3 separate regions of the Homo sapiens genome follow, and all the other regions are linked to region 1. A link is a contact called in ENCODE Hi-C or POLR2A ChIA-PET data. All regions are on one chromosome and are shown on one strand. Each heading gives the region's core, a stretch centred on a gene start or an enhancer-like site at or near the end of the contact. The rest is flanking DNA. Distances are from core to core; before and after follow the strand shown.

What was found. Hi-C counts contacts between places; a loop is a spot of excess contacts on that map. ChIA-PET counts read pairs that join two places held with the same protein, here RNA polymerase II (POLR2A). Pooled maps may share reads with other maps.
Region 2: a loop to region 1 is called in a pooled map, with 9 times the contacts of the local background. The contact joins the promoter of NDUFAF3 here to the promoter of IFRD2 in region 1. A Hi-C loop is called at or near these places in 1 of 168 maps with a recorded cell type or tissue (naive thymus-derived CD4-positive, alpha-beta T cell), 1 of 37 single-sample maps with no recorded cell type and 8 of 50 pooled maps.
Region 3: a loop to region 1 is called in a pooled map, with 4 times the contacts of the local background. The contact joins the promoter of TREX1 here to the promoter of IFRD2 in region 1. A Hi-C loop is called at or near these places in 1 of 168 maps with a recorded cell type or tissue (naive thymus-derived CD4-positive, alpha-beta T cell) and 7 of 50 pooled maps. POLR2A ChIA-PET finds 5 or more read pairs at or near these places in 1 of 52 experiments (GM12878).

The regions. Positions count from the first base shown.
Region 1 is chr3:50,290,297-50,294,060 of GRCh38, forward strand. It overlaps IFRD2 (interferon related developmental regulator 2), which reads right to left and starts at 2,133. Exons shown (of 12, transcript NM_006764.5): 1 at 1,921-2,133; 2 at 264-383; 3 at 92-176. The coding sequence starts at 1,978. HYAL3 (hyaluronidase 3) reads right to left here. Exons shown (of 4, transcript NM_003549.4): 3 at 3,336-3,425; 4 at 2,536-3,219. The coding sequence ends at 2,950. RefSeq lists a silencer at 1,842-2,051 and enhancers at 2,432-2,621, 3,012-3,567.
Region 2 is chr3:49,020,297-49,024,026 of GRCh38, forward strand. NDUFAF3 (NADH:ubiquinone oxidoreductase complex assembly factor 3) reads left to right here and starts at 1,825. Exons shown (of 5, transcript NM_199069.2): 1 at 1,825-1,925; 2 at 2,050-2,242; 3 at 2,406-2,472; 4 at 2,580-2,680; 5 at 2,760-3,199. The coding sequence starts at 1,849. The coding sequence ends at 2,876. MIR191 (microRNA 191) reads right to left here and starts at 413; the gene lies at 322-413. It also overlaps a transcript of DALRD3 not described here. RefSeq lists an enhancer at 912-1,681 and silencers at 1,197-1,399, 1,436-1,625, 1,846-1,945, 1,986-2,105, 2,166-2,215.
Region 3 is chr3:48,464,505-48,467,479 of GRCh38, forward strand. It overlaps TREX1 (three prime repair exonuclease 1), which reads left to right and starts at 1,726. Exons shown (of 2, transcript NM_033629.6): 1 at 1,726-1,805; 2 at 2,126-2,975. The coding sequence starts at 2,152. ATRIP (ATR interacting protein) reads left to right here. Exons shown (of 13, transcript NM_130384.3): 11 at 78-158; 12 at 327-579; 13 at 983-2,975. The coding sequence ends at 1,050. ATRIP-TREX1 (ATRIP-TREX1 readthrough) reads left to right here. Exons shown (of 15, transcript NR_153405.1): 12 at 78-158; 13 at 327-579; 14 at 983-1,805; 15 at 2,126-2,975. RefSeq lists enhancers at 952-1,041, 1,654-2,535, 2,122-2,321, 2,536-2,975.

The DNA of each region.
Region 1 (3,764 bases), core at 883-3,382:
GGGGGAGGTCGAGAAGGGGGGTCATATGGGCCAGCCCTCCCTTGATCACACTTGGAGCTGGGTGTAGGAGTTGGCTGGCAGCCAGGGGTACCTCTTGTCTGTGAGACAGTCCACATACTCCTTCAGCTTTTCCTCAAGGTCTTCCTGCTGGCCCTGCTCATCCACGACATCCCCCCCTGCAAGGCCACCTGGTCAGCACCGCTTCTTGTCCTCAGCCCATGGAGCCCTCACCAAGCCCCTGTCAAACTTCCACCCGCTCTCACCAAGGCTGTCCTCTGCAGTGGTGCTGAGAAGGCTGGGGCATTCACTGGCGGTGCTGCGGGCCTCACTGGCTGCCTCATCGTCACTGGAACCCGAGTCAGCTTGGGCACTGCTCCGGGCACCTGGAGAAGGTGGAATAGGACACTCAACTTGCCTCTACTGATGAGGGATGGCTGGGGGTACCTCACTCGACCTCATAATCCCAAAAGATAGAATGGTGTCCCTCTCAGAGATGAAAAACCAAAGCCAAGGGTCAGTTCAGTAGGGCTGGTGCACTCCTGTGTGTGGGGTCTGTCCAGGGCCAAGGGCTGACATTGGCAAGGTTGGCTGCTGTGGCAGAGTTTTGGACAGGGTGTGATCACCAGGCTGGCCCTACTTCTAAGAACTACTCACACCCCTCATCTGCAGGACAAAGTCCAGCCTGCGCACTGGCCTCTGCTCCCCGCCACCTTTTTTTTTTTTTTTTTTTTTTGAGACAGAGTTTTGCTCTTGTTGCCCAGGCTGGAGTGCAATGACGCCATCTCGGCTCACTGCGACCTCTGCCTCCCGGGTTCCAGTGATTCTCCTGCCTCAGCCTCCCGAGTAGCTGGGATTACAGGCATACGACACCACACCCAGCTAATTTTGTATTTTTAGTAGATAGGGTTTCTCCATGTTGGTCAGGCTGGTCTCGAACTCCTGGCCTCAGGTGATCTGCCTGCCTTGGCCTCCCAAAGTGCTGGGATTACAGGTGTGAGCCACCACGCCCAGCCTGCTCCCATTTTATCTTACTATTCTACCTGCCGGAGCAGCCCAGCCTTCCCTCATTCACTCCACTGCGCTGGGGTCCCTCCAGCTGCCAGGTCTTTGTACAACTTGCTCTCTTCTCCATCCTCTCAGGACTCACCCAGAAGCACTTCCCCCCAGGCCTCCCTGAGTCCTAAGTCTGGGGCTGACACCACTCAGTGAACATGTTCCACACCCTATTAGATGTCCCCCACCCAAAACCCACCATGGTGGTGACCAGTTTAAAGTTGTGCCTAGGTATTTTCCTCCTTCCTGTGCCCGGCCCTCCTCCCTTCCCCCTCAAGAATAAAAATAAATAAATTTGTGCGTGGTAGGCACCCCATCCCAGCAGAGTAAACATATGTGTTTAACGCATTAAGATAGGCTCCTGGTCTAAGCTGATAAGCGAGTCCCAAGACTGCCTCAGGCTCCAGGATACTCAGCTACCTTGTGGAGTCAGGCCTGCCAAGCTGCCAAGGCCCTAACCAGGTAGCTTCCCAACAGAGCCCCCTCCCTCTCTTCACCGGAGCAGGCCAGGACTCCCGCCAACTTCCTTGACCAGTCCAGGAAAGGATCAGGGTTTGGCAAGAGGACTGGCTTCCTGCCCTGTCCGGTGAGTTTGTCCACCCAGCAGGCAACTGAGGCCCGGAGGGGCTGGCCGGGTCACCGCTGGGAGCGCGGACTCCCAACAGGCAGTGGGCAGCGAGCTCAAGTTGGGCACGCACGTGGCCAATGACTGCTGGGGCACGTGCCAGCCTCGGTAGAGTTATGGGAAGCTGCGTGGGGCTGGCCGAGGGGGTTCCCCACCCAGGGCCCTCGAGAACAACCAAGGGGATCCAGCAGGACCCCCGCCCGCCGCTCATACAGCTGTCCCGCGCCCCCCACCCCACTCACCTCCTCCACGGCGCTGACCACCCTTCCGGAGCGTGTTGCCCTTACGGGCGCGAGGCATGCCGGGAACCGGGCGCGGGGGGCGCGGGGTCAGGGACCCGGTGGGTGTGGGCTCCAGGCCAACGAGACGCCGGCCGGTGCGCTGCGCTGAGACTTGGCCAGACGACGGGAGCCACACGCCACGCGCGCCACCATCTTCGCGAGGCGCCCCGCCCTGCCAAACAGGTCGCCGGGAAGGCGAGTTCCAGGCCATCCGATTCAGGCCCACATCCACGAGGCTAAAACTACTAATCCCAGAGGCCTGAGCGCGCAGGCGACGGCGGCTAGCTGCGCGTAGAGCACCATGGGAATGGTAGTCCACGCCTGGGGCCCACCAGCCGACGACGCGCTGGCTGAACTATGCACCCACAATGCCCTGCGCGCGCCCCAGCCCCGCGTCGGGAACAAGTGCACGGTGGTTAACTCCGAAGCGTCCCTCAGTGGAGCACCAAGGCAGGACTGGCTTCTCAGGGCACTTGGCAGCGGGACACTCCAGACGAGACCTACCCCTGCCTGGGTCTGGGGACCATGGGAAGGGCTTAGAGCTTGGGATAACAGGAGCAACAGCCAAACCTCAGGCAGTGGAAAAAAGTGACTTTATGATGAAAGAGTGCAGACAACAGCTTAGCACTTTACCGACCTTCGCCAAGATTTTTTGGGGCCCATCTGCCCGTGCACGGCCCATCTGTGACCTCTCCATGGGCTTAGTGAGGTGTAGGCACAAAGCCCTAGGCTGGCAGCCCTAACTAGCTGGAACCTGACTCTCCCTGGAACTGCTTCCTTGCCATGGAGGACTCACATGATCTCAGAGGGCCTCTGGTTTTATAAGCGTTTTTTCTGGCCCCTTCTACCCCTCAGGGATTCCAAGGGAAGCGGGGTGTGTGCTTGGGAGGGTTGACTGTAAACTGAATAGAGCAAGAGTGGGACAGAGTAGTTCCAGGACTGGAAAAGTGGCAGCAGGGAAAAGAAGAGGCAGTGGCAGGGGCCCTGGCTTTATACTGCTTCTTTAGGCCCAGGCCTGGGCTCCTGGCAGGTGGGGCCAGCCCAGCCCCAGTAACAGTGGCAGCTGAAGGACTTCCAATCTCCAAGGCTGCCGTCTGGCCACAGGTGTAGAAAGGCTTCCATCTGTCCTGGATCTCGCCGGGCACAGCGCCCGTGGCCATGGCACCGCTGGTGACTGCAGGCCATCGCTGCCCTGGTCACATTGATCACATAGGGGCCCAAGGTGTCCACCAGGTAGTCATGGAGATGCCAGCACTCCTCCTGAGGAGAAGGGAAGATATGTGTCAATATGCCTGCTCTATAATCTTGACATGGCCGTCCCCCACCCTGGGACCCCAGCATGTGCTACATGGCAGGCTCAAAGGGGCAATGATCACCTCAGAGCTGGAGAGGCTCAGGTCCCCCCAGAGCACCACGCCGGCTGCCCCTAGTGCTGCACTCACACCAATGGACTGCACAAGGTCATCCTGGAGGCAGAGAGCTGCTAAGCCAGTGCTGGGCTGGCCAGATCCATGTGGGCACACATCCACATTCAAGAAACTCTTCTGGTTCACTGTCACAATCTGATTCTAACTCTACAGTAGGGACTCTCTAGTTTGGTTTGGTTTTAGAGGCGGGGTTTTACTCTGTCATCCAGGCTGGAGTGCAGTGGCATGATCATAGCTCACTGCAGCCTTGAACTCCTGGGATCAAGTAATCCTCCCACCTCAGCCTCCCAAGCAGCTGGGACTACAGGTGCATAACACCTGGCTAATAATTTTTTAGGCTGGGCACAGTGGCTCACACCTGTAATCCCACACTTTGGG
Region 2 (3,730 bases), core at 575-3,074, 1.3 Mb before region 1:
TGAGGACTTCAGATACTCTCATCCACGAAGACGGTTGGGGTGGTTTTTCCCCAGGAAGTAAGAGGGCTATCTTTAGCGAGATGCGGGCTGAGGCAGCCCTGGGGGAGTCACTACCATTGCAGCCCTACCCAGAGGTCCTGGGTCCACCCTCCCTCGCCAATCCTCCCCAGGGTTCCAGAGATGGCCACCAGCCTCGGCTCTCCCACGTCTACACCCATCACCTCCAGCCTGAGGGCGCAACTGAGAGGAACTGAGACCCAAGCAGCTCAGTAAAGTATGTCTGGGGGTCAGGGGCACCCCATCTGGGCCAGGGCGCTGCTCAGGCAGGAGAGCAGGGGACGAAATCCAAGCGCAGCTGGAATGCTCTGGAGACAACAGCTGCTTTTGGGATTCCGTTGCCCGCTGTCCAGCCGTTGGCGGGGGGCGGGGGAGCTCCTGCCCCCAGGTCACTCGCCCTGGGGCCACATCAGAACCCGCCCATCCCCAGTCCCAGGAGGAAGACCCGGGAGTAGGTTGTGAAACGGAGTCTAGAGGGAACAAGACGCTCACCTGGGCCACAGAACAATAGAAGGGGAGGTGGGGGCCTCCCCTGGGACCGGGTCCCGATCCGGATTAGATCCGTGGGGCAGGATTAGCCCTGTTGGTCCCACGAAGCCTGGGCCACTGGTGCGGTGACGGTGGTGGGGCGGGCTTCGGAATCCGTCAGGAGGGAAGCGCGCCCGTGGGGCCGGAGAGGAAGTAAACCCGCGCGTCCACCTCGGGGACACCCCCGCGCTCGGTGGCCTTTGTCCGGTGACGCTGCCAGCGCCCGGAGCACCAGGGGCCGAAGGGGTCCACAGAGCAGCCGCGGGACCCCCGGAAACCCATTGCGACCGGCCCCAGGAGACCCACCACCAGGCTCCCACTGTGCCGAGCTTCCCGCTCGCCCGGCCCCGCGGGTAGCGAAAGCGACAATGTTCCCCTGAGGCCACGACAGAGCCGGCGTGCCGAGATGCCCAAACCCCGCGCGGGGGCCAGCGACTCTCGCGCCAGTAGGCCCTTGACTTGGATCAAGACGGGGGACGGGGGACTCCCAGGACGCGAGCAGAGTGAACGAGGACAAGGTGATGCTCCACGCGCTTCTACTTCAAGTCTGGTCCGGTTCGGCCTGGTCTGGGCCAGCCGAACAGCCACCCAAACACTATCACAGCTTGCCCTTCCGCTTGCTCTGGCTGCCTGCAGACTTGGAGCCATTTTAAGGAGAAACCACCTGGCCACGCCCCCTAGAGAACCCGAGAAGCCAATCCACGCTCGGCCACGCCCCTCTCCGCGCGCTGCGGAGAGGCCAACGGTCGCGCGGGTGACGGTTAGGGCGGGGCGTGCTTCCGCGTCTAGCCGGAGAAACTTGAGCCGGCTGCCCCGCCCACGGTGCCCGAAGCCCCAAAGGCTGGAATTAGGGGCTAGAAGTCTGGCACCCACCGCCTGGCCAGGTGTTCGGGACGCGACCAGGTGGGCGGTCGCCCCGCCCCGGGAGCGCGGCTTAATAGCTGAGAGCCCGGGGGCCAGGCCGCGGCTGCGGCCCAGGCAACGCCCTGAGGGTGGCCACGCTGCCAGGTGTTCCACTCCCCCGGGACTATGGGCAAGGGCCCGGGGCGGGGAGGGCGGCAGGTGCTGACACTGGAGCTGCGCCGGAGGTCGGGGAACTCGGCCTCCTAAGACTGAGGACACTCGCCTGCTGGGCCGGTCGAGCTGTGCGGTGCCCTCCGGGACGCAGGGGGCGCTGCAGCCACGCTGGGTCAGGCTCCGCAGGGCCCTCCCAACCCGGGGACTAACGGCGCCGGTGACGACTTCGCCGCGCGTTGGTCAGCCATGGCCACCGCTCTCGCGCTACGTAGCTTGTACCGAGCGCGACCCTCGCTGCGCTGTCCGCCCGTTGAGCTTCCCTGGTGAGCTTGGACCCCGCGCCCTCGACCATCCAGCCCCCTAGGGCCGGCGACTGCCAGCCCAGCACCTTCCGGCCTCTCGGGCTGCCCGGCCCGGCCCCGCGCCCCTGACCCTTTCCCTCCGCAGGGCCCCGCGGCGAGGGCATCGGCTCTCGCCGGCGGATGACGAGCTGTATCAGCGGACGCGCATCTCTCTGCTGCAACGCGAGGCCGCTCAGGCAATGTACATCGACAGCTACAACAGCCGCGGCTTCATGATAAACGGAAACCGCGTGCTCGGCCCCTGCGCTCTGCTCCCGCACTCGGTGGTGCAGTGGAACGTGAGTCCTGGCCCGCAGTGTGGAAACTGAGGCCCAGAGTCACAGGCCCTCACCCTGCTTGGTCCCTGCAAACTTGGCTTTCCTCTGTCTCCTCCTGCAGTGGATGGAGATGGGGAGAGGCTGCGTGGATTTGTCGTATTAAATGTGCCTCCTCCCTGCACAGGTGGGATCCCACCAGGACATCACCGAAGACAGCTTTTCCCTCTTCTGGTTGCTGGAGCCCCGGATAGGTACTGGGGAAGGGGAGGGAGAACAGAGGTGTTCTGGGCCCCAGAAGGCGACCCCCACTGCAGCCTCTCAACAGAACTGTAGACTAGCCACACCCACCCTTCCCTAGAGATCGTGGTGGTGGGGACTGGAGACCGGACCGAGAGGCTGCAGTCCCAGGTGCTTCAAGCCATGAGGCAGCGGGGCATTGCTGTGGAAGTGCAGGACACGGTGAGTCCCGGGACTGGGGCATGCTGCGGGGAGCACAGGCCTGGCGCTAGACAGGCTGATGCTGGCCTTTTCTTTGCAGCCCAATGCCTGTGCCACCTTCAACTTCCTGTGTCATGAAGGCCGAGTAACTGGAGCTGCTCTCATCCCTCCACCAGGAGGGACTTCACTTACATCTTTGGGCCAAGCTGCTCAATGAACCGCCAGGAACTGACCTGCTGACTGCACTCTGCCAGGCTTCCCAATGCTTTCACTCTTATCTACCCTTTGGCACTTATCTTGCTTATCAACATAATAATTTATACACTTCTCCCATTTTGTATCAGGTGTGTTGCTGGCCAGGAGCTGATGGCTCACTGGGCTCTTGGAGGGGAATGTGAAGAAACCAAGGAGTCACTTTTTCATCTAGATTACTTAGGATTCCTTGACTTTTCAGAAGTCGGGAAGCAGTATGTTTGCCTGTTGTAGACCTACTTGCTCACATGCAGATTTGAGAGGACCTCAACGGCTTTTCTCACAAAATCGCTGATTGTTTTTCTTTTTTTGAGATGGAGTCTCGCTGTCGCCCGGGCTGCAGTGCAGTGGCGTGATCTTGGCCCACTACAACCTCCACCTCCTGGATTCAAGCGATTCTCGTGCCTCAGCCTCCTGAGTAGCTGGAATTAGAGGCCCCTACCACTACACTGGGCTTTTTTTTTTTTTTTTTTTTCTGGAGATGAGTCTTGCTCTTTCGCCAGGGTGGAGTGCAGTGGCGCAGTCTCAGCTCACTGCAACCTCCGCCTCCTGGGTTTCAGTGATTCTCCTGCCTCAGCCTCCTGAGTAGCTGGGACTAGAGGTATGCATCACCACGCCCAGCTAATTTTTGTATTTTTAGTAGAGAAAGGGTTCACCATGTTGGCCAGGATGGTCTCGAACTCCTGATCTCAAGTGATCCACCTGCCTCCCAAAGTGCTGGGATTACAGACGTGAGCCAATGTGCCTGGCCGAGAGAGATTCAAGTTAGGGAATATATATGTGTGTTGACCTGGTCCTATATGGCCAAGCTATGGGCTA
Region 3 (2,975 bases), core at 476-2,975, 1.8 Mb before region 1:
TTATAGAAGCTTAAGAAAACCCTCGCAGGGACTGGTCTCCTTCTGCCCAGGATGGAACCAATCTGTTCTTGTTCTAGGTGGTGTGGCTCCTGGCTAAGCTTGGTGTGCAGAGCCCCTTGCCCCCAGTCACTGGCTCCAACTGCCAGTGTAATGTGGAGGTGAGTGGGTAGGGGCCAACAGCTGGCAGCTCTGGTGGTAAGGGGGCCCCGTGCAAGGACTGTAGGCCCCACTGCAAACCCCCTCACGTGAGGTGGCTAGGCTGAGCGGATTGTTAGGGTGCAGGCCATGGTGGCACCAGGCCTCAGTCTGCACCCCCCCTCTCTCAGGTGGTCAGAGCGCTCACGGTGATGTTGCACAGACAGTGGCTGACAGTGCGGAGGGCAGGGGGACCCCCAAGGACCGACCAGCAGAGGCGGACAGTGCGCTGTCTGCGGGACACGGTGCTGCTGCTGCACGGCCTATCGCAGAAGGACAAGCTCTTCATGATGCACTGCGTGGAGGTCCTGCATCAGTTTGACCAGGTGATGCCGGGGGTCAGCATGCTCATCCGAGGGCTTCCTGATGTGACGGACTGTGAAGGTAAGCCTGCCAGAGGCCATCCTGCCCAGCCCCCATGGCTTCTTCCAGAGGTTCCCCAACAAGTCAGATTCCTGGGTGTCCCCTCAGCAGGCCCCCGCCCACTGCAGCCTGTTCCAGCACTGGGGCCATTTTCTTTTATCTTCCTGCCTCAGTTCTTCTCCAAGCATATTGGGATGCCTTTTGCATCTATCTGTTGAGTGTGCCTGGCAGAGCCACGGTTTTTCCAGAAATAGCCGTGTCTGAATTGCCTTTGTATCACTTTGTTTGCAGTAGCTGAGGGAGCAGGGCCTGGGTGTGGAAGGGACTGGTTAGTTCCTGCGGACGTTGGGGGAGGAGAGGTGGGACCTGCCCTAGGCCCTGGCACCTTTGGGCCCTCACCAGGAACCTCTCCTTTTTGTCTCAGAGGCAGCCCTGGATGACCTCTGTGCCGCGGAAACCGATGTGGAAGACCCCGAGGTGGAGTGTGGCTGAGGCCCTGAGTGTCCAGCCACATGGTGGCACCAGCACCACTCCTTTCCTTACCACATCAACTGATTAAAGCAGTGACCAGCAGGAACTGCCCAGAGAACTGGCTGGCCTTGTTTCCTGAGTCTGATCTGTTTGGCGGAGTGGGAGGGGTGGAGCAGGACCCGGACCCTGAGTGGCTGGGATCCTTCTTCCTGTCCCTGGCTGTTGCTGAGCCCGTCCCCATGGTAACTGATCTGCCTTGAGGAAGGAGCCCTGCCCTGCCTGTGGAATTGTCCTGAGTCATTGCTTTGGGCTGGGGCCATGGGAAGAAACCATTGTGTGGCAGGGAAGGAGGTGGCTCTTGGCCCAGGCCTAAACCAGGAAAGCCTGGGAAACTGGGACCCACAGGTGGGCATGAAAGGGCCGCAGCAGGGGCTCCCAGCAGTGTGTAAGACCGGGAGCTGGTCTGGCACCACTGCCCTGGTCCTTCCAGCTGCCTGTCACTGGTATGATGGCCCCGGTGCATTGTGCCACCAGCAGGCCACAGCTGTGGATCTTGGAAGGCCTCTGGGGTCCCCCGGGAGCAGGGGAGTGGGTGTGGGGGGGAACGGATGGTGGTGAGAGGGACAGACCAGGCAGGCTGACGAGCAGGGCGGGCCTGGCTCACGTGGGCCTGTAGGCGGGCCCACGCCAAGTTTCACTTCCCGCCACTGCTGCCAGCGAGAGCCGCGGGAGAGTGTGCAGCCGAGTCACTACTGCCTGCCTGCCTGCCTGCTACGGTGAGTGTGGCCCCCACAATGGGATGGCGCAGGGCAGGAGGGCCATGGGTTCCCCCACCCCAGACTAAGGGGGCACTAGGGGAGGGGCCGAGTCATGTGAAGAGGGAGACCCTCTCAGACAGTCGAATGTGCTGGTCCCACTAAGGAAACCACCTCACCCTCTCCAACTTCCTGCCTGAAAATGGGCCCTGGAGCTCGCAGACAGGGCAGGATTGTGCAGGGAAGGCCTGAGATGTGCTTCTGCCCACCCCCTACCCCACTCCCTCCCCTTCGGATCTTAACACTGGGCACTCACACACCCACCCCATGCTCCTCTCCAGGCTCAGCAGCAGGTACGTACCCAACCATGGGCTCGCAGGCCCTGCCCCCGGGGCCCATGCAGACCCTCATCTTTTTCGACATGGAGGCCACTGGCTTGCCCTTCTCCCAGCCCAAGGTCACGGAGCTGTGCCTGCTGGCTGTCCACAGATGTGCCCTGGAGAGCCCCCCCACCTCTCAGGGGCCACCTCCCACAGTTCCTCCACCACCGCGTGTGGTAGACAAGCTCTCCCTGTGTGTGGCTCCGGGGAAGGCCTGCAGCCCTGCAGCCAGCGAGATCACAGGTCTGAGCACAGCTGTGCTGGCAGCGCATGGGCGTCAATGTTTTGATGACAACCTGGCCAACCTGCTCCTAGCCTTCCTGCGGCGCCAGCCACAGCCCTGGTGCCTGGTGGCACACAATGGTGACCGCTACGACTTCCCCCTGCTCCAAGCAGAGCTGGCTATGCTGGGCCTCACCAGTGCTCTGGATGGTGCCTTCTGTGTGGATAGCATCACTGCGCTGAAGGCCCTGGAGCGAGCAAGCAGCCCCTCAGAACACGGCCCAAGGAAGAGCTATAGCCTAGGCAGCATCTACACTCGCCTGTATGGGCAGTCCCCTCCAGACTCGCACACGGCTGAGGGTGATGTCCTGGCCCTGCTCAGCATCTGTCAGTGGAGACCACAGGCCCTGCTGCGGTGGGTGGATGCTCACGCCAGGCCTTTCGGCACCATCAGGCCCATGTATGGGGTCACAGCCTCTGCTAGGACCAAGCCAAGACCATCTGCTGTCACAACCACTGCACACCTGGCCACAACCAGGAACACTAGTCCCAGCCTTGGAGAGAGCAGGGGTACCAAGGATCTTCCTCC